Linked DNA regions of Homo sapiens: all the other regions are linked to region 1. Evidence: chromatin loops called from intact Hi-C (ENCODE). Cell type or tissue: endothelial cell of umbilical vein. All regions are shown on one strand. Region 1 overlaps ABCC1 (ATP binding cassette subfamily C member 1 (ABCC1 blood group)). Region 2 overlaps ABCC1 (ATP binding cassette subfamily C member 1 (ABCC1 blood group)). Region 3 overlaps ABCC1 (ATP binding cassette subfamily C member 1 (ABCC1 blood group)). Region 4 overlaps ABCC1 (ATP binding cassette subfamily C member 1 (ABCC1 blood group)).

The links. A loop is a pair of places that touch in the nucleus more often than their neighbours do. Peaks named below come from ENCODE experiments on the same cell type or tissue, not always from the same donor. Only the 100,000 strongest peaks of a DNase experiment are listed, where the experiment ranks them.
Region 2: it touches region 1 in a loop (3-fold over the local background); 7 of 110 quality-filtered maps call a loop at or near these places.
Region 3: it touches region 1 in a loop (18-fold over the local background); 4 of 110 quality-filtered maps call a loop at or near these places.
Region 4: it touches region 1 in a loop (4-fold over the local background); 3 of 110 quality-filtered maps call a loop at or near these places.

What each region holds. Positions count from the first base shown.
Region 1 is chr16:16,118,042-16,123,041 of GRCh38, reverse strand. It overlaps ABCC1 (ATP binding cassette subfamily C member 1 (ABCC1 blood group)), which reads right to left. Exons shown (of 31, transcript NM_004996.4): 24 at 868-1,067. Among named protein-coding and RNA genes, the nearest start is that of ABCC6, 100 kb to the left of the region's middle. In endothelial cell of umbilical vein, no CTCF peak of the experiment used is centred here; a DNase peak (open chromatin) is centred at 1,941; H3K27ac peaks cover 2,272 bases.
Region 2 is chr16:16,043,524-16,048,523 of GRCh38, reverse strand. It overlaps ABCC1 (ATP binding cassette subfamily C member 1 (ABCC1 blood group)), which reads right to left. Exons shown (of 31, transcript NM_004996.4): 8 at 3,844-4,074; 9 at 2,511-2,688; 10 at 221-382. Among named protein-coding and RNA genes, the nearest start is that of ABCC1, 96 kb to the right of the region's middle. In endothelial cell of umbilical vein, a CTCF peak has its summit at 2,532; no DNase peak of the experiment used is centred here; H3K27ac peaks cover 348 bases.
Region 3 is chr16:15,959,000-15,963,999 of GRCh38, reverse strand. All of the region lies in intron 1 of ABCC1 (ATP binding cassette subfamily C member 1 (ABCC1 blood group)), which reads right to left. Among named protein-coding and RNA genes, the nearest start is that of ABCC1, 12 kb to the right of the region's middle. RefSeq lists an enhancer at 4,814-5,000. In endothelial cell of umbilical vein, no CTCF peak of the experiment used is centred here; DNase peaks (open chromatin) are centred at 2,779 and 3,109; H3K27ac peaks cover 1,527 bases.
Region 4 is chr16:15,985,864-15,990,863 of GRCh38, reverse strand. All of the region lies in intron 1 of ABCC1 (ATP binding cassette subfamily C member 1 (ABCC1 blood group)), which reads right to left. Among named protein-coding and RNA genes, the nearest start is that of ABCC1, 39 kb to the right of the region's middle. RefSeq lists enhancers at 37-569, 1,329-1,992. In endothelial cell of umbilical vein, no CTCF peak of the experiment used is centred here; DNase peaks (open chromatin) are centred at 2,363 and 3,003; H3K27ac peaks cover 3,454 bases.

The DNA.
Region 1 (5,000 bases):
TTTTCAGAAAAGTCTATAAGGATGCAAATGGGTGAGAGGGACACTTCTCTAAATTCAGCAAATAATTAGCAAACTTCTGCCTCTTTTGGATTGATGCTATTATCTGTGATCCACAAGATGTCAATCTCCCACCCCCATCTCCTTTTTTTGTTTTTCCAGAGACAGGGTCTCACTCTGTCACCCAGGCTGGAGTGCAGTGGTGTAATCATAGCTCAATGCAACTTTGAACTCCTGGGCTGAAACGATCCTCCAGCCTCAGCCTCTCGAGAAGCTAGGACTACAGGCACACACCACCATGATGGGCTACTTTTTTTTTTTTTTTTTTTTTTTAAGAGAGATGGGGGTCTTGCTATGTTGCCCAGGCTGGCCTGGAATCTAATGGATCCTCCTGCCTCAGCCTCCCAAAGTACTGGGATTACAGGCGTGAGCCATGACATCTGGCCCACAAGATGACAATCTCATATGGTTTAGCTTAGTATTAGTAAATTGCTTCTGACACACATCACCCAGGGGTGCATGATCACCCCCAGACGGGAACAGCGGTATGAAGATACTCAATAGCAGAGTCGGTCGCTGGCAGTCTTGCATCACTAGGATGACAGTTAACGGGAAGCACTTGCAGGGCTTTCTGACTCCAGAAGAGCTGTGTCCCTGCACTTAAATGCCGCGGGCACTGCATGTCTACAGTGCCGCTGTCTGCTCTTAATGATTCATCTGTCCTCCGCGCTCATCAAGCCTCTCCATCCTTTCTGCAAGGCCGGGGTTTGGCTTTATACCCAGCTCAAGGTGCGAGGAAAAGATCGAGGCAAAGAGACAAGGTGCTAAGGCGGCCTCCTCCACCCGCTCCTGCAGGCCCACCATGCCCACCTGTTGGCCACGATGCTGGGGTAATAGGCCTTCTGGTTCTCGTCCACCTTCAGGTCACTCTGGTGGATGAAGCGCTCCTGCTCCTCGAAGGCTCGAATGACGCTGACCCCCAGCAAGGTCTCGTTGAAATGGGAATAGACCGGGGAGCGGCTGACCGACTCGAGGCGCTTCAGCTGCCGGGAGGAAGCCACGTAGAACCTCTGGGGTAGAGAACAGACGCGGGGAGTTGATGAAGGTTCCCTCCTGCCATCCTCCCAGGGCAGGGCTGTGCTGGAGAACATCTAGACGTAACCGATACCTCCAGGAGGCAAAATGTTAGAGCCGGGCTGCCCTCACAGGGGTGCCCACTCACCTGGTGAACCACAGGAATAGCACCACCAATGACAAGGACAGTGACAATAATAGCTCACGCTTATACAAAGCCCACAGCCCCAGGCATCGTTCTAAGCAGTTTTACAAACATCAGTTCATTCAATCCTCACAAAAAACCTGAGGTGCTCATTCCTATATGTGATGGGTAGACTAAGGCACAAAGAAGCTAGTTAATCTCCTCCCCAAGGTCACATGGCTAGCAAGGGGCAGAACTGGGATTCAAACCCAGGCCATCTGGGCTGCAAAGTGCTAACCTCTACCCTGTACTGCCTCTCTGAAGCCTTTCACCTCTAGGGTTTTCTGGAACCAGCAGTGTGGTTTTCAGCATAGGCTTTGAGGTCAACGAGACCTCAGTTCAAATCCTGACTCAACTACTGACTGGCAATATAAACACGACTAACACTTTACTTCTCTAAGCCTCAGTTTCCTTATCTGTAAAATGGGAACAACAAGGCTTGCTCGGCCAGGTGGGGTGGCTCATGCTTGTAATACCCGCACTTCAGGAGGCAGAGGCGGGAGATCACTTGAGGCCAGGAGTCTGAGACCAGCCCAGGCACATGGCAAAATGCCATCTCTACAAAAATAAAATATTATTAAGAAAACAAACGAAACAAAACAAAGCTTGCTTCACGGGGTCATTGTGAGGGTGACATGTAAGAGTTACAGTCTTACATGTGATGTGTATTTGCGTGGACACATTATTTCATAAATCATATAGATATGCATGATGTCACTAAGCACAGTGCCTGGTAATACTAGGTTGAACCACAGGAAATAGCTGTTTCTGTAGATAAGAAATAAGTATTAGCAGTTTCATATAGTTTGACCTAACAGTAAGCATTCAGTTAGCTGGTGACTATTGTTATCATTAAGTGACAGAATTCCGCCTGTTGATCACATCCCCTCAGGAGTGACTGTGTCCATGCAATGGCCGGTTCCAGCACACTCAGCCCAGCTGAGATGCCCATGAGGATAGGGTCAATCTCGTCACCCCCCTCCGATGGCCTCCCAGCGCTGTTAGAGTTGCCAACCATGCTTCTTCCCTCAACTCATCTCATCCTGTAACTCTCCCCTTCCTTCCCTGCACACAGGCCGCCTGCCTCCACCCACCATGCCCATCCCGTCCAGGCCATTCCTCATCACCCAGCAGATGGGAGCACAGATGTCACTTCCTCGGGAAGCCCTTCCCATCCTCCATGAGCACCTTCTCCGGGCTTCAGTGTCCCAGCTCCCGGGCTACGATGATACGTTTCACAAGCAGCTCCACCCACCCTCGCGGGCAGATGCTTCATCTGCTCTGCCTCCCCCAACCTGGGCATTCAGCCAGTGCCAGGCACCAAGAGCCTCCCGATAAGTCTTGTTAGATTCAGAACAAAAGCCAACCACCTTCTGCAAGCTTTGTGGAGCTGTGGATCAGAGGCTGCACCAGCCATGTGAGGACACTGCGCTCTCCTAGCCTAGGTTTTTCTCATCTACGCAAAAGGAACTGGTGAGCCCGGGGTTCCTGATTCCACAAGGTGCCTACAATTGCTTATCGACAGGAGAGCTGGGAAAACTAACAAAGGGTTGCTAGGAACTCGGCCTCCCTGCATCCTGCCCTGGGCCAGGTGTACTGGGCTGCTTTGGGGCAGAGTCCAACAAAAAGCATCAATAGCAGCAGGTGGCTTTTACAAGGCCTCTGTGGTTGGCAGCTTCTTCCTGGGTGGCGGCACGGGCGTTAATTGCAACCCACAGATGGAGAGTCTTCTGGGGCCCCAGAAGCTATGTAAGTGAACCCAGGTACCGCACAACCCCACGCAGTCTCAGAATAGCTGTTCTGCCAATTCCTGGAATGTGGATCAGATATAATTTCTTCTCCAGCTGTTCCCACCGCCTCCCATGAAATCCAGACCCCTCTGCATGGCTGAAGGCCCAGGTGATCTGCCCCATCTTACCCTGGACCACATCTCCTTCCTCTCTTACCAGCTTGCTTTCTGAACAATCCAGATGCAAATCGCTCTCAAGTGTGTTACCTGTTCACTTTCCTCCACTTGCCACTGCCTCTGAACCTTACTTACTGGAAAAATCTAACCTGAGATGAATATTTGTTCAGGAATGATCTTATTTTATTTTTTAAGACAGTCTCGCTCTGTCACCCTGGCTGGAGTGCAGTGGCACAATCTTGGCTCATTGCAACCTCTGCCTCCCAGGTTCAAGCAATTCTCCTGCCTTAGCCTCCTAAGTAGCTGGAATTGCAGGCGCCCACCACCGTGCCTGGCTAATTTTTCTATTTTTAGTAGAGATGGGGTTTCACCATGTTGGCCAGGCTGGTCTCAAACTCCTGACCTCAGGTGATCCACCTGCCCTGCCGATCTGATGTTTTTTTCAGACAACTCGCCCTGTCACCAAGGCTGAAGTGCACTGGCACAATGTCAGCTCACTGCAACCTCCGCCTCCGAGGCTCAAGTGACCCTTCCATCTCAGCCTCCCAAGCAGGTGGGACTACAGGTTCACGCCACCACACCCAGCTAATTTTTGTATTTTCTGTAGAGACCAGGTTTTCCCATGTTGCTCAGGCTGGTCTCGAACTCCTGGGCCCAAGCAATCCTCCTGTCTAGGCCTCCCAAAGGGCTGGGATTAAAGGCATGAGCCACTGCACCCGACCGAACTTCATATAAATGAAATCTCACAGTACCTACTCTTTTTCGTCTGGCTTCTTTTGATCACTATAACATCTCTGAGATAAACCCAAATTGTTGTGTATTAGCATTTCATTCCTTTTTACTACTCAACCATAAATTGTATAATTATATCACAATTTATTTCTCCACGGTCCTGTTAATGGACATTTGAGCTGTTTCCAGTTTGGGCGATTATGAATCAAGATGCTGAGAACATTCTAAGCACTGCCTTTGCTCTTTTTTTTTTTTTTTTTTTTTTAATATACACTTAGGAATGAGACTGCCTAGTGAGAGGATAAATGTAAATTTAGCCAAAAGCCATTAAAAAATTAACTATTCTATAATCTCAACCCTTAAAAAGACGATGTTTTCATGTATCTGCCTCCCTTCCAGTCCTGCCCACACACATTATGCATTTCATCTCGGTGATAACGACAGTGCACCTAGAACTTGGTCCTTTGCTAAAATCATTTCCTTTGTTGTTGAAAAATAAAAATCCTTGGTGCTCCAACAGCTGCGTCTTCTAATTATCCCTGCTCAAAGCCACATTGCTCCACGGTGTACCCAAGGTCCTGCTATTGGCAGACATTTAAGTTGCCTTCAACACTGCATTTGGCCTGTTTTGTTCTTTTTGGGTCTTTCAGGAAATTTTCCAGCTTGCGTATGAACACAGATAACATATTTGGTAAATGCAGGGGAAAAAAAAAAAAAAAAAAAAGCTGGCACCAATTTCAAGAGGATATAACGAGACTCCAGGAACTGGACCTACTCTCTCTGATTCCATCACTGTTCGTTCTCATCAATCATTGGGCCACAGTGTGGTGGGGCGCAGGGGCCACATGATTGAACCAAGGCCCCCTGGATGCCACCTGAACAGCTGTGCAGCGTGGTTTGAGATATGGTGAGCCTCATGGTTTCTTACTCTTGTTTTGCTTTGCAGCTGGAATGCTCCCATCTAAACAACCCATCCCTACTGGCAATTGTGCTGCGGTTAATCCTTTAGCGGTAACAGCAGTTTTGGAATTGGACAGACTTGAGGTTGCACTCTCAGCTCTCCCACTTAGCAAGATGCTCCACCTGTCAATTGAAAACATTATCTAT
Region 2 (5,000 bases), 75 kb after region 1:
GAAAACGCCATGCCACCAAGGAGAACATCAACCTGACAATTCAGGAAAGGAACAAAATACTGAGGAATTGGTTAACAGGCTGGAAAATAAAATATGAACCACAGCCGGAACTGCCAGGGAGCTCTACATGCCATTACCATCAACACCCACTCCCTCGGCCCACTGCCCACACGTAGAAGTCCCTCCCTGCATGCAAAGGGAAACGGCGTTAAACACACACCAGCCACAGGAGGTAGAGAGCAAGGATGACTTGCAGGGGGGCTGACCAGATCATGTTAATGTACGTGGCCAAGTCCATGAACCTCTGAGCGTCCACAGACATGAGGTTGACAATCTCCCCGACCGTGGAGGATTTTCTGGCTGAATTGGTGATCACCAGGGCCTGTGGGACAAAGGAGAGGGAAGGTGGGTGAGTGTGGCAGCTGAAGAGGCCTGACTCTCCCTCCAGACCCACGGAGAGGAAGGAGACTCTCAGGGGCAGAAATGCCGCAGATCTCTCCTCCTCCCCTCCCGACCTATCTGTCTGCCCAGGACGCCTGTGTCATCTCAAAGCCCACATTCTTATCCGCGGTGCTCAGTGCCTCCCAACCTTGAACTCATCAGTTGGCAAGGGACCCTAGGTGTCCTCGAAACCAGGGCTTCGCATGCTTTAATGTGCACACATGCGGCCGGGTTTTTCTGGGGGGAGTGGTGGGGGGTGGGGGGAGTTGTTTTGGATTCTGCAAGTCTGGGGTGTGGCCTGGGATTCTGCATTTCTACGCTTCCAGGCTGTGTCAGTGCTACTGGTCCCAGATCCCACTGAAGGACTGAGGGTGTGGGCCAGGGTCTCTAATCCTTGGCATTCTTGACATCTGGAGCCAGATAATTCTTTGGGGGGCTGTCCTGCGCACTGTAGGAGTTTTAGCAGCAATACCTGGCCTCGACCCACTACATGCCCTCGCCCCCAGTTGGGACAACCGAAAATGCCCCCAGATATTGCCAAACGTGCCCTGGTGGGGGAAAATGTCCCTAGCCCTCAAACATGATTGCACACTATCACCTCGTGAGTTTTAAAAACACTAAGACATTAGCAGGCGTGGTGATGCATGCCTCTGGGCCCAGCTACGTGGTGGGCTGAGGTGGCAGGATCGTTTGAGCCCAGGAGGTGGAGGCTGCAGTGAGCCAAGATCATGCCACTGCACTCTAGCCTGGGTGACAGAGCGAGACCCTGTCTCAAAACATAAAAATAAATAAAAAACAAAAACAATGACACCTGGGTGCCACCACAGCAATCGCAATTTCACTGGTCTGGTGCAACCTAGGTGTCAGGAAGTTTTTTTGTTTTTTCAGACAGGGTCTCATTCTGTCACACAGGCCGGAATGCAGGGATGCTATCAGGACTCACTGCAGCCTCCAACTCCGGGGCTGAAGTGATTCTTTTAACTCAATCTCCTGAGTAGACGGGACTACAGGTACGCACCACCATACCTGGCTAATTTTTTTAAATTTTCTGCAGAGCCAGGGTCTTGCTATATTGACCAGGCTGGTATTGAACTTCCAAGCCTCCAGTGATTCCCCCACCTTGGTCTCCCAAGCTGCTGGGATTACAGGCATGAGCTACAGTGCCTGGCCTGCATCAGTTTAAGCTCCCCAGGTGAGTCTAATTCACAGACAGGCCTGAGAATCACTCCTCTAGTTCATCAAGTACCTGCAAGACTGTCTCTTCCTAACCTAGGAGCCAAGCAGTTTCCTTGACCTCGAGACAAAAAAAAAAAAAAATTTATAGGGATCAAGAAGGTAATTTAGGTCCTTTGAAATTGGATGTACACAAATGCCTGCTACATACTCTTACCATGCAAGGAATGTGCCACCTGCTCAGTTCAAATTAAGAGTGACAACAGGCTGGGCGCGGTGGCTCATGCCTGTAATCCCAGCACTTTGGGAGGCTGAGGCAGGCGGATCACCTGAGGTCAGCAGTTCAAGATCAGCCTGGCCAACATGGCGAAACCCTGTCTCTACTAAAAATACAAAAATTAGCCGGTCGTGGTGGCAGGCGCCTGTAGTCCCCGCTACTCAGGAGGCTGAGGCAGAAGAATCGCTTGAACTCAGGAGGCAGAAGTTGCAGTGAGCCAATATCATGCCACTGCACTCCAGTCTGGGGGAGAGAGTGAGACCTGGTCTCAAAAAAACGAAAAAAAAAGAGTGACAACAAGCTGAAACACAGAATGTTAACAGCAGAATGAGGATCCAAACTTGGATTTCCCCACAACAAGGGCCACTGATCCATCTAAGAAACTCAATTACTCACAGCTGATACACAAAGACATCTACACGCCCACCCTTGAAATCAGCTTTCCTAACGTACAATGCCTGATGCGTGCTGTCCCTGCCACCTAAGGTCACGGAAGCTACCCTCATCCTACTGCTCCAGAAGCTGGGCTGGAAATCCCCACGCTGGCCCCAGAGTAACCCAGGGCTGCAGGAGGGGATGTGGAAGTCGGGCCACATGCCAATGGCACAGCGTCCCCTACCTTCCGATAGACAGCCCCAATGACAGCGGTCTTGATCCTCATGCCACTGACGAAGCAGATGTGGAAGTACTGGTGCAGCACGAGGGTCTGCAGGCAGGCAGTGACAAACAGCAGCACGGTGTAGAAGTAGCCCTGCCAGTCTGGGGCCTTCGTGTCATTCACGAACTTGATGAGCAACCTGCAAAGGAGCAAAGAGAGGGCCTGGAATGACTTGTGACACGTGGGGGCAGGGAAGAGAGCTTCAGTGTTGGCACTGCAACTTTCTCCTGAGCCAGATGAGCTAGACACTATCACTTCAATTTCATAGATGGAAAAACAAGTCCACAGTGGTGATCTGGCTGTGCAGGTGACCCAAACTGCTCATAAAAGAGGCCTCTGCCTTGGGGTTGTGCACTAATTGCTCTAGCTATATCTCATCACCAGCAAGTCACCCAAAGGAATTGCATAGGGAACACGAGGTAAAGAGGTAGGGAGGAAAAGAGAAGGGATGTGTAGCCCCTGAGTCACAGAGCAGCAGAGAGCCAGGTAGGAGAGAGGCAACTTCCTTTCTGACTCCCCAGTTCCTGGTTGCAGTTTTTTGTTGTTGTTTTTATTCTTTTTTTTTTTTTTTTTTTTTTTGAGACAAAGTCTTGCTCTGTCGCCAAGGTTTGAGTTCAGTGATGCAATCAGCTTGCTGTAACCTCTGCCTCCTGGGTTCAAGCAATTTTTATGCCTCAGCCTCCTGAGTAGCTGGGATTACAGGCGTGCACCACCACGCCCGGCTAATTTTTGTATTTTTAGCAGATGGTTTTACCATGCTGGCCAGGCTGGTCTTGACCTCCTGACCTCAGGTGATCTTCCCACCTCAGCCTCTCAAAGTGCTGGGATTATAGGCATGAGCCACTGCGCCCAACCCTGGTTGCAGTTTTTTCATGAGATCTGCTGGCATTTCCTTGCTCTTGGTTTCCCAAGACAATGCCATATCCTCCCCATTTGGGTTTTAGGGGAGCCTAGTGGGTTTCTGTTACTTGCAAACGATGTGGTCTTCACTAATATGGTAATTAAGTAAAGCATAAAGTAAAGCTAGGCAGTGACCATGGCTCACATCTGCAATCCCAGCACTTTGGGAGGCCGAGGCAGGAGGATCGCTTGAAGTCAGGAGCTCGAGACCAGCCTGACCAACAAAGCAAGACCCTGTCTCTATTTTTTTCAAAAAAGCTAAAGTAAAAATGGAGACATCTGGCTATGAGCCCACTTCAGGACACAGCATGACCCCAGGGTTATGACTGATGCAACTGAAAGATCAAAGCCAAGGAGGGAAAATGGAGCCCACCTGGGAGGGAAGGGGTCTTACTTTAAGATCTGCGGCCCGGAAAACATCATCAGGTCGTGGATGGCCTTGAAGAAGAAGCTCATGAGGAAGTAGGGCCCAAAGGTCTTGTATAACACCTTAAACAGAGAGGGGTTCCACTCCTTCTGTGGGGACTTGACGATCAAAGCCTCCACCTCCTCATTCGCATCCACCTTGGAACTCTCTTTCGGCTGGGCAGGATCCTTGGAGGAGTACACAACCTTCACCGGCTGCCTGGAACACAAGGAGGTGAAGCCGTTGTGGGGTCTGCCAGAGATGCAGCCCCCTACCACAGGGACATGGCCAGGGAATGTCACCCTTCAGGGAAGGCAGAGTCAAAGACAACAAGCCCAGGGAAAGAGGCAGCTCAGCACAGTGGTTACAAACACGGGCTCCAGAGCCACGGGCTCCAGAGCCACCGGCTCAAGGTCTGGCTTGGCCACTGGCCAGCTGCGTGACTTCAGACAAGGTCCTTAAGCTCTCTGGGCCTCAGTTTCCTCCTCTGTGAAATGAGGATAAAAGTAGGACCTACCTCCAAGGTAGGTAAGATTAAACGAGTTGAATAAGTTAAAGACTTAGAAAACTGATGGCTCCAAACTGATCTAGAGTCAAGGCAATCCCCATCAAAAGCCCAGCTGGCTGCCAGGTAGAAATTATGAGCTAACTTTAAAATTCACATGGAAACTCAAGGATCCAGAACAGTCAAAACAATCATGAAAAATAAGAATCAAGTTGGAGGATTCACACTTCCTGATTTCAAAACAATACAAAATAACAATCATGGCCAGGAGTGGTGGTTCACACCTGTAATCCCAGCACTTTGGGAGGCCAAGGTGGCTGGATCACTTGGGGTCAGGAGTTTGAGACCAGCCTGACCAACATAGTGAAACCCCATCTCTACTAAAAATACAAAAATTAGCCGGGCATGATGGCAGGTGCCTGTAATCCCAGCTACTTGGGAGGCTGAGGCAGGAGAATTACTTGAACCTGGGAGGTGGAGGTTGCTGTGAGTGGAGATCAGGCCATTGCACTCCAGCCTGGGTGACAGAGCAAAACTCCATCTCAAAAAGAAAGAACAACAATAGGCTGGGCGCAGTGGCTCACGCCTGTAATCCCAGCACTATGGGAGGCCGAGGTGGGCAGATCACCTGAGGTCGGCA
Region 3 (5,000 bases), 160 kb after region 1:
TGCACTCTAGCCTGGGCAACAGAGAGAGACTCCATCTCAAAAAAAAAAAAAGTGTGGAAATTTGCAGTCTGACAATGTAAAAAGAAAAACCCATTTTCTGAAGAGAAATTCAAGCCGGCTGCAGAAACTTGCAAAAGTAACAAGGAGCCCAATTCCAAGACAATGGGGAAAATGTCTCCAGGGCATATCACAAACCTTCACAGCAGCCCCTCCCATCACAGGCCTAGGAGGGAAAAACGGTTTCCTGGGCTGGGTCCAGGGCCCCCCTGATGTGTGCAGCCTTAGGACTTGGTGCCCAGCCACTCCAGTCATGGCTAAGAGGAGCCAAGGTACACAGCTCAGGCTGTGCCTTCAGAGGGTGCAAGCCCCAAGCCTCGGCAGCTTCCATGTGGTATTGAGCCTGTGGGTACATAGAACTAAAGAACTGAGGTTTGGAAACCTCCACCTAGATTTCAGAGGATGTATGCAAATGCCTGGATGTCCAGCCAGAAGTTTGCTGCAGGGGTGGAGCCTTTATGGAGAACCTCTACCAATGCAGTAAAGAAGGGAAATATGGGGTCAGAGCCCCCACACAGAGTCCCCACTGGGGTACTGCCTAATGGAGCTGTGAGAAAAGGGCCACCATCCAGAACCCAGAATGGTAGATCCACCTGCAGCTACATCGTGTGCCTGGAAAAGACGGAGACACTCAACGCCAACCTGTGAAAGCAGCCAGGAGCGGGGCTATACCCTGCAAAGCCACAGGGGCAGAGCTGCCCAAGGCCGTGGAAGCCCACCTCTTGCAACAGTGTGACCTGGATGTGAGACACGGAGTCAAAGGAGATAACTATGGAACTTGAAAGTTTTATGACTGGCCTATTGGATTTCAGACTTGCATGGGGCCTGCAGCCCCTTTGTTTTGGCCAATTTCTCCCATTTCAAACGGGTGTATTTATCCAATGCCTGTACCCCCATTGTATCTAGGAACTAACTAACTTCTTTTGATTTTACAGGCTGATAGGTGAAAGAGACTAGATTTTGTCTCAGATGAGATTTTGGACATAGACTTTTGAGTTAATGCTGAAATGAGTTAAGACTTTGGGGAACTGTTGGGAAGGCATAATTGTGTTTTGAAATATGAGAAAGATGAGATTTGGGAGGGGCCAGGGGCAGAATGATATGGCACGGCTCTGTGTCCCCGCACAAATCTCATCTTGAATTGTAATCTTAATTGTAATCCCCACGTGTTGGTGGAGGGACCTCACTGGAGGTGATTAGATCATGGGAGCGGTTCCCCCATGCTGTTCTCCTGATAGTGAGTCCTCAGAAGATCTGATGGTTTTATACCGGCTTTTCTCCTCTTTACTCTGCACTTCTGTCTCCTGCCACCATGTGAAGAAGGACATGTTTGCTTTCCTTTCCACCATCATTTTAAGTTTCCTGAGGCCTCCCCAGCCATGCAGAACTGTGAGTCAATTAAACCTCTTTCCTTTATAAACTACGCAGTCTCAGGTATTTTTTCATAGCAGCATGAACAAACTAATATCAGTACCATGTTCAGGCTTTATTTAAATATCTTTGTATTGTTTGTTCTGTCATATGGAACACATGTCACTTGTGATCAGAAAACTCTGCAATTAAATTAGTTTAGGTGTAAAAATCAGAGTGACATTAGCATGGTGAGACTATCAGTAATGTTTTTACACATTGTTAAATTATTGATTTAAAAGCAATTTTTAAAATAAGTCCAAAGATGTTTAAAATTTAAACACATCTTTTAAAAAACTGAACAAAACCAAAGCACACTTCTGCTTTGATCTCCTGACCTCTGGAAAGTAAGGTTTAACTTAACTGGGCAAAGCCCTCTCACACACAGCCAAGCAACATGGGCCTGATCACTTCCCAGCTTGCTCAATTTTTCTGATATGGCAGGAAAACAACAGGTGCTTAATAAGTGCTGGTGGGCCCATTAGTGGGAGTATAAACTGCTGCAGTAACCTGACAATTAACTATCAAATTTCAAAATGCACATACTGTCAACCTAGCAATTTCCTGTGGGAAAATTTATTCTGCTGAATCATTTACATATATTTGCATACATGTGCCTTCAGTGCAGCACTGCTTATCACAGCAAGAAACCAGGAACTGGGAATGACCTTGATAGACACCAAGAGGGGAATGGGTGAATACATGGCTCAGCCATTTAACAGGCAAATGCGTGGCTTGTTTAAAAAAAAAAAAAAAAAAAAGTTGATTTGATTGGCTTTTACTTTCAATTTGCATGGGCTTAAAATGGCAAGAAAATCAACACTGGTTAAGTGAAGAGAACAAGAGACAAAACAGTATTTAAAATACCCAACTAGGGAGGGAAAAAATGAATATGTAAACATATACACACAAACGAACACGTTCTTGCACATACATTTGCATATACTTGAAACTTTTCTCGAAAAACACCCAAGAAACTATCATCAACAACCATCATCAATAACGGCTACTTCTGGGAACAAAGGGCAGGGTGGGAACATACTAAAACTTTTATTTTTCCCTTTATATTCTTCTAGAATATTCACCTTAAAGTATTAGCATCATCAACAAAGTTGCAGTACAAGATCTTCCTCCTGCAATCAGCCAGATCAATTCAACAACATCTTGTTTTAAAACAAGAGTTTTCTAGCAACCTATAGAAAGTCCTCTTAACCACAGGAAAAAAGTACCTCATCATCTTACGAACAAGCCTTTGGCGGAGAATCAAAGGCAACTGGGGAGTGGGGAAACCCAAGTTGGTCTTGATCACAAACGTTTCAGTTAAGGTTCTGAGAAAGAGAAGAGACTCATAAAACAAAATAAACTGAATTTTTAAGACCTGAGATTCAGCAGGGCGTAGTGCCTCATGCCTGTAATCCCAGCACATGGAAGGGCCAAGGTGGGTGGATTGCTTGAGCCCAGGAGTTCGAGACCAGCCTGAGCAGCATAGCAAGACCCCCATCTATTTTAAAAAAAAAAAAAAAAAAAAAAAACCTGCGTTTCATTCAAACATAAACAGATCAGAAGGTTCTTGCTTCTGCCAGGGACCATGCATTGTTCTACTTCCTTGCTGAGCTGGTAAGCGCCTTCCCTGGAAATTCCAGGACCACAAGCCATTGTGTTAGTGCTTTATGCATTTTGCCGAATGCTCCAGGCTAGATTTTTATGAGATGGGCTCTGCAGTTCCTTTGAGTTAAACTCCTCAATACTTTAACCACACCATGATCTTCCTCAAGGCCTATGCACATTCTCTTCCCACTCTGGGACTCCCTTCCCCCACATCCTTGCATGGCCAGCTTTGCCACTGAGCTCTGGGGTCAAACCTCACCGCCTCCGAAAGGCCTTCTGTGGACATCCCTCCGTAGTAGTTTGCACCTCACCCAGTTTTTCCCGGTTCAAGTCTTTGCAGCACTTGCCAGCATCTGAAATCATTTCCGTCACCCTCAGTGTAAACCCCATGAGAACATGGGCCTGGTCTGTCCTGTTCACTGTTGTATCCTCAGTGCCTAGAGCAGCAGCAGCACATAGTAGCTGCTCAATTAATAATGACTGAATAAATGAATGAATGAAAAGCAGTGTGGGAAGAACAATACAATGAACCCAGGGGTATCAAAGACCACACGAGGCTGGGCGTGGTGGCTCACACCTGTAATCCCAGCACTCTGGGAGACTGCTTGAGCTCAAGAGTTCAAGACCAAACTGGGCAACATAGTGAAACCCCATCTCTACAAAAAAAAATACAAAAATTAGCCGGGTGTGCTGGTGCATGCCTGTAGTCCCAGCTACTTGGGAGGGTGAGTTGGGAGGGTCACTTGGCCTGGGAGGTCGAGACTGCAGTGCAGTGGTACAATCAGCTAGGGCGACAGAACAAGACTCCATCCATCAATCAGTCAAACACCACACAAATTTCTTGTACTGGGAAGACTTAGACATCACACATATTCTCCAAACAAGTATTACCTAGGAGGCCAGTAAAAGGTACACTGAGGTTCCTCAGAGAGAAAACTCACAGAGAGGAAGATAAAAGCTCCATAAAAATCTCAATTACTACTTGAGGGTTACAGGATGCTAGCCTAGAGCCTCCCTCCCTAGACAGGTTTCTCAGAGAGAAAACTCACAGAGAGGAAGAGAAAACCTCCATAAAAATCTCAATTCCTGAGGGTTACAGGATGCTAGCCTAGGGGCACCCTCCCTGGTCATTAACACCCACTTTCCAGAACCTGGCAACCTCCCCAGGAGATGAATCCCACAGTTAAACTAAGGGGACACTTAAGTGGAATCTCAACTTTGTAATCGTCCACTTCTCCTGGGGCACTTTAAAATGAAGGAGTAGAGCTTCAAAGCTGATCTCTCAAGAAAGCCATTTTCGGCTGGGCATGGTGGCTCACGCCTGTAATCCCAGCACTTTGGGAGGCCGAGGCAGGAGGATCGCTTGAGCCCAGGAGTTTGAGACAAGCCTGGGCAACATGGTGAGACCCTGACTCTACAAAAAATACAAAAATTAGCCGGGTATGGTGGTGTGCACCTCTGGTCCCAGCTACCTGGGAGGCTAAGGTGGGAAGATAGCTTCAGCCCAGGAGGTCGAGGCTGCAGTGAGCTATGATTGTGCCACTGCACTCCAGCCTGGGTGACAGAGGGAGACCCTGTCTCAAAAGAAAAAAGAAAGAAAAAGAAAAAGAAAGCCATTTTTGTTTTCCCAGGGGAGAATGAACTGTCACAACTCCAACTGGGAAAATGGAAAAAGGTAAAAAGACACAGCCCTCAGTAAAAAAGAAACTGCCGCAAGTTTCTTCTCTAGCTAATTGGAGTTTAACCTCCTTAACGTCTCATTAAGCTTCTCCAAGGCAACCCCAGTAAGCCAATTACACTAGAATTTCGACAGCCCACAACCTCCTAGGGAAATGCAGGATGAGGAGGAAGGTCTTGCTCCATGTTTCTCCCCCATATTCCTCCACACCAGTGGCTGTGTGATTTCACACCCCAGGGAACATATG
Region 4 (5,000 bases), 130 kb after region 1:
GTGAAACCCCATCTCTACTAAAAATGCAAAAAAAAAAAAAAAAAAAATTAGCCGGGCGTGGCGGCAGGCACCTGTGGTTCCAGCTACTCGGGAGGCTGAGGCAGGAGGATGGCGTGAACCCAGGAGGCGGAGCTTGCAGTGAGCCGAGATCGTGCCACTGCACTCCAGCCTGGGAGACAGAGCAAGACTCTGTCTAAAAAAAAAAGGAAAGAAATCCTGCCATTTGCAACAACATGGATGCGCCTGGAGAACATTATGCTAAATGAAATAAGCCAGGCACAGGAAGACGAACACTGCAAGATCTCACTCACATGTGACATCTAAAAAAGACAAACTCATAGAAGCAGAGAACAGAATGGTAGTTGCAAGGAGCTGGTGGTGGGGGAAACAGGGAGGTGTTGGTCAAAGCGTATAAAGTTTTGGTCATACAAGATGAGTCAGTCAGTCCTACGGTCTACTGTACAGAATAGTGTCTATAGCTCACAATACTATATTGTATACTTAAAAATTTGCTGATGGCCGGGTGTGATGGCTCATGCCTGTAATCCCAGCACTTTGGGAGGCCGAGGAGGGTGGATCACTTGAAGTCAGGAGTTCAAGACCAGCCTGGCCACTATGGTGAAACCCTGTCTCTACTAAAAATTAGCTGGGTGTGGTGGCAGACGCCTGTAATCCCAGCTGCTTGGGAGGCTGAGGCAGGAGAATCACTTGAACCTGAAAGACAGAGACTGCAGTGAGCTGAGATCGCACCACTGTACTCCAGCCTGGGTGACAGAGCCAGGCTCTGTCTCAAAAACAAAACAAAAAAAAATTGCTGAATGGTGCCAGGCACAGTGGCTCACACCTGTAATCCCACCTACTTGGGAGGCTGAGGTGGTAAGATCGCTTGAGCCCAGGAGTGGGAAGCTGCAGTGAGACGTGATTATGCTAATGAACTCCAGCCTGGGTGACAGAGTGAGACCAAGTCTCAAAGAAAAAGAAATAAAAATAAAACCAGAGCCCTGTCTAAGCACGGACTGCATACCAGGCACTGCGTTCAGGTTTCATGTACATCGCTCCATTTTATCACCCTAGCAGTCTATGAGGAAGGTACTGTAATGATTCCCACTTTTACAGAGAGGAACACAGAGACAAACAGGTGAGAAGATGGCCCGCGAGTCACAGGGGCAGGACCGTCCTGGATTCAAACCCTAGCAACTCTTCTGCACAACCAACCAAGGAACAGACGGGGCTTGGAGGGACGAAAGGCAAGACGACAGGGTGCTCCTAAATGCCACACTCAGAAACAACGCTGCAGAGGGGTAGCTCAGAAGCCAAGGGAAGCTGAGAAAAGGAGTGCAAGAGGCCCGTGGTTAGGTCAGGGCACCCGCTGGGCTTCTGAACATTAATCCTGTTTAGAGAGACAGCATGTGGCCTTCATTTCCCCACCGCACTCCTGAAAACATCTGGAGAAAGGCTAAAGTCTCCCAGCCCCGACACAGCAGGAGGCAAGCACGGCTGGCAGGGCCATGAGGTGAGAGGAAGGCGGCTGAAGCCAGCATCGCGTGGGCAGTGACGCGCCCTGGCATGCTGTTGGCTGGGCTGCACCCCACCCTGCCCCCTAACTCAGCAGAGCTAAGAATAAAGCCCAGTAACATCACAGGGGCAATTTCCAGACTTATCCCCATCACCCAGGAAGGCAGGGGCACGGCCATCCTTGCTCTATCCAGGCGGGTACCACAAATCCTCACGTCCAAGACACAGAACTGAACACAGTTACATGCAAAACTAATTTTTTTTTTTTTTTTTTTTTTTTGAGACAGAGTCTTGCTCTGTCTCCTCGGCTGGAGTGTAATGTCATGATTATAGCTCATTACAGCTTTGAACTCCCAGGCTCAAGTGATCCTCCCACCTCAGCCTCTCAAGTAGCTGGGACTAGAGGTGCACACCACCAAGCCTGGTTAATTTTTGTATTTCTTTCCAGAGATGGGGCCTTGCTATGTTGCCCTGTCTGGCCTCAAACTCCTGGGGCTCAAATGATCCTCCCACCCAGGGCTCCCAAAGTGCTGGATGAGCCACTGTGCCCAGTCCTAAGAATCCTGTCTTAACAGGGCTTCAGTGTTGTTAAGCACTAAAAAGAAAGCAGAGGTCAGGCTGCCCATCAGTGCCCAAATGTCAGCAGCAAGCATCTTGTTCCAACCTGCTTTCACCCCAACTCTCCCAAGCACCATGAGGCCTCTCGTGGAAGGCCCGTCCTATGAAGCTGACACTCACCCTCGTTTTCTCCATCCAACCCTGGCTATCTTTGCAAGGTTGCTCCCCAGCCACTTCCTCTCCTCTTATCAGACTCTCATGTTTCACCAAATAAATCCCTTAGTCATGTTCCAGGGTCTTGTGAGGGGTCAGGCATGTGCTGGGCATAGGGATATGTCTGGGGACACTGCAGTAACAGGACAGACAGCATTCATCCATTTACAGAGCACGGTTCCTAGGGCTGAGGGCCCAGCAGTGAACAATAGGGACCAAGGGCCGGCCCTCCTGGAGCTGACAGCCTAAAGAGAAGAGACAGATGGTTTAGAAAGGAGAGGATATGAAGACATGTGTGATGAAAAGCACTCAGAGAAGAGGGCAAGCCTTGCTGAGGACGGGTATTTAAATACAGGATTGAGCCAGGCACAGTGGCTCACACCTATAATCCCAGCACTTTGGGAGGCCAAGACAAGTGGGTCACTTGAGGCCAGGAGTTCAAGACCAGCCTGGCCAACATAGCGTGGTAGTGCATGCCTGTAATCCCAGCTACTCAGGAGGCTGAGGCACGAGAATCCCTTGAACCTGGGTGGTGGAGGTTGCAGTGATCTGCGATCACACCACTGCACTCCAGCCTGGGTGACAGAGCGAGACTCCATCTCAATTAAAAATAAATAAACAAATACAGGATGGAAGGAAACAGAGGAGTAAACCAAATGGCCATCTGGAGGAAGGGCACACCAAGCAGAGAAAACAGCCAGTGCAAAGGTCCTGAAGTCAGACCAGGCCTGGCATTTCTGAGAAACCGCAGAGAGGCCAACAGGTCTGAAGAATAACAAGCAGTGAAGACAGCGAGGAAGGAAGAAGGCAGGGAGGAGACAGTCAGTGCGGGACGCACAGGCCACCGCAGGGATTCTGACTTTCACGCAGGGTGACCTGAGGAGCATGGAGTTGATGTGCCGTGATCTATGTTTCAACACCATGGTTCTCAAGTGGGGGCAAGTTTGTCACTCAGGGGACATGTGACAACATTTGGAAACATCCTGGGTTTTCACAACTTAGGAAGAGGGTAGTGCTATTGGCACTCTGTGGACAGAGGCCAGGGATACTGCTTAATGGCCACAATACATAGGACAGCCCCCACGACGGGAAATATCTGGCCCCAAATGTCAACAGTGCCAAAGCTAAGCAGCCCTGTTTGAACAGAATCCCTCCCTGACCAAGCTTCTAGTCCACATCCCCAACACACCCCTCGTCAGGCAGATGGGGCTTCAGCTCCTCACCCTGTAATACTAGGCCAGCAACTAAACCTCAGTTTCCGCATCTGTAAAATGGGAATACTAACATTATGCAAATAAGCACTTTGTTAAACATGAGCCAGAGCACACAGTAGGTGCTCAATAAATACCACTACTAGTAAAACTTCCAGATCCACTTCTTGCTATAATATCCCTCCACATTCTCTCTTTTTCTGACACAGGGTCTCGTTTTGTTGCCCAGACTGGACTGCAGTGCCATGATCTCAGCTCACTGAAACCTCCACCTTCTGGGCTCAAGTGATCCTCCCGCCTCAGCCTCCTGAGTAGCTGGGACTACAGACACACACTATCACACCCAGGTAATTTTTCTATTTTTAGGAGAGATGGGGTTTCGCCACATTGTCCAGGCTGGTCTCAAACTCCTGAGCTCAAGTGATCCACCTGCCTCAGCCTTAGGATTACAGGCGTGAGCCACTGCACCCGGCCTCCTTCCACATTCTCTAGCCTAACCAAATGATTGATTGTGTCATTCAACAAAGATGTACTGAGCCCCTACTATGTGCCTGGAACTAAGCTGAACAGGTGCAGTACACAGAATAGCCCGTAAAGATGCCTACATCCCCGTCCCCAGAACCTGAGTCTCTTACCTTTCATGGCAAAAGGGACTCTGCAGGTATCATTAAGGACTTTGGAATGGGGAGAATGTCCCAGATCAGAGGTCCCCACGCTTTTTGGCACCAGGGATGGATTTCATGGAAGACAGTTTTGCCAGGGATGGCGGGGGGTGGCTTTCAGGATGAAACTGTTCCCCCTCAGATCATCAGGCATTAGATTCTCATAAGGAGCACACAGCCTAGGTCCCTCGCATGCACGGTTCACGTTAGGGTTCACGCTCCTGTGAGAATCCAATGCAGCCACTGATCTGACAGGAGGTGGAATTCAGGTGGTAATGCTGGCTTGCCCGCCACTCAGCTCCTGTTGCATGACTCAGTTCCTAACAGGCCACAGACTGCTCGCTACTGGTTCATGGCCCAGGAGTTGGGGACCCCTGTCCTAGATGATCCAGGTGGGCCCAATGTAATCACAGGGAATTATAAGGGACAAGAGGACGGTGGGAATATCTGAGTCAGAAAAGGAGATTTGAGGCAGGGCGTGGTGGCTCATGCCTATAATCCCACCACTTTGGGAGGCTGAGGCAGGTAGATCACCCGGGGTCAGGAGTTCAAGACCAGCCTGTCCAACATGGTGAAACCCCGTCTCTACTAAAAATACAAAAATTAGCCAGGCATGGTGACATGCACCTGTAATCCCAGCTACTCAGGAAGCTGAGGCAGGAGAATCACTTGAACCTGGGAGGCAGAGACTACAGTGAGCTGAGATTCCGTCTCAAAAATAAAAAAAAAGTAAAGGAGATTTGACAACACAAGCAGGGGTGGAGGGACATGAAACCACGAATTGAGGAAGACAGGTGGCCTCTTGATGCTGGACAGGGCCAGGCCATGGATTCTCCCTGCA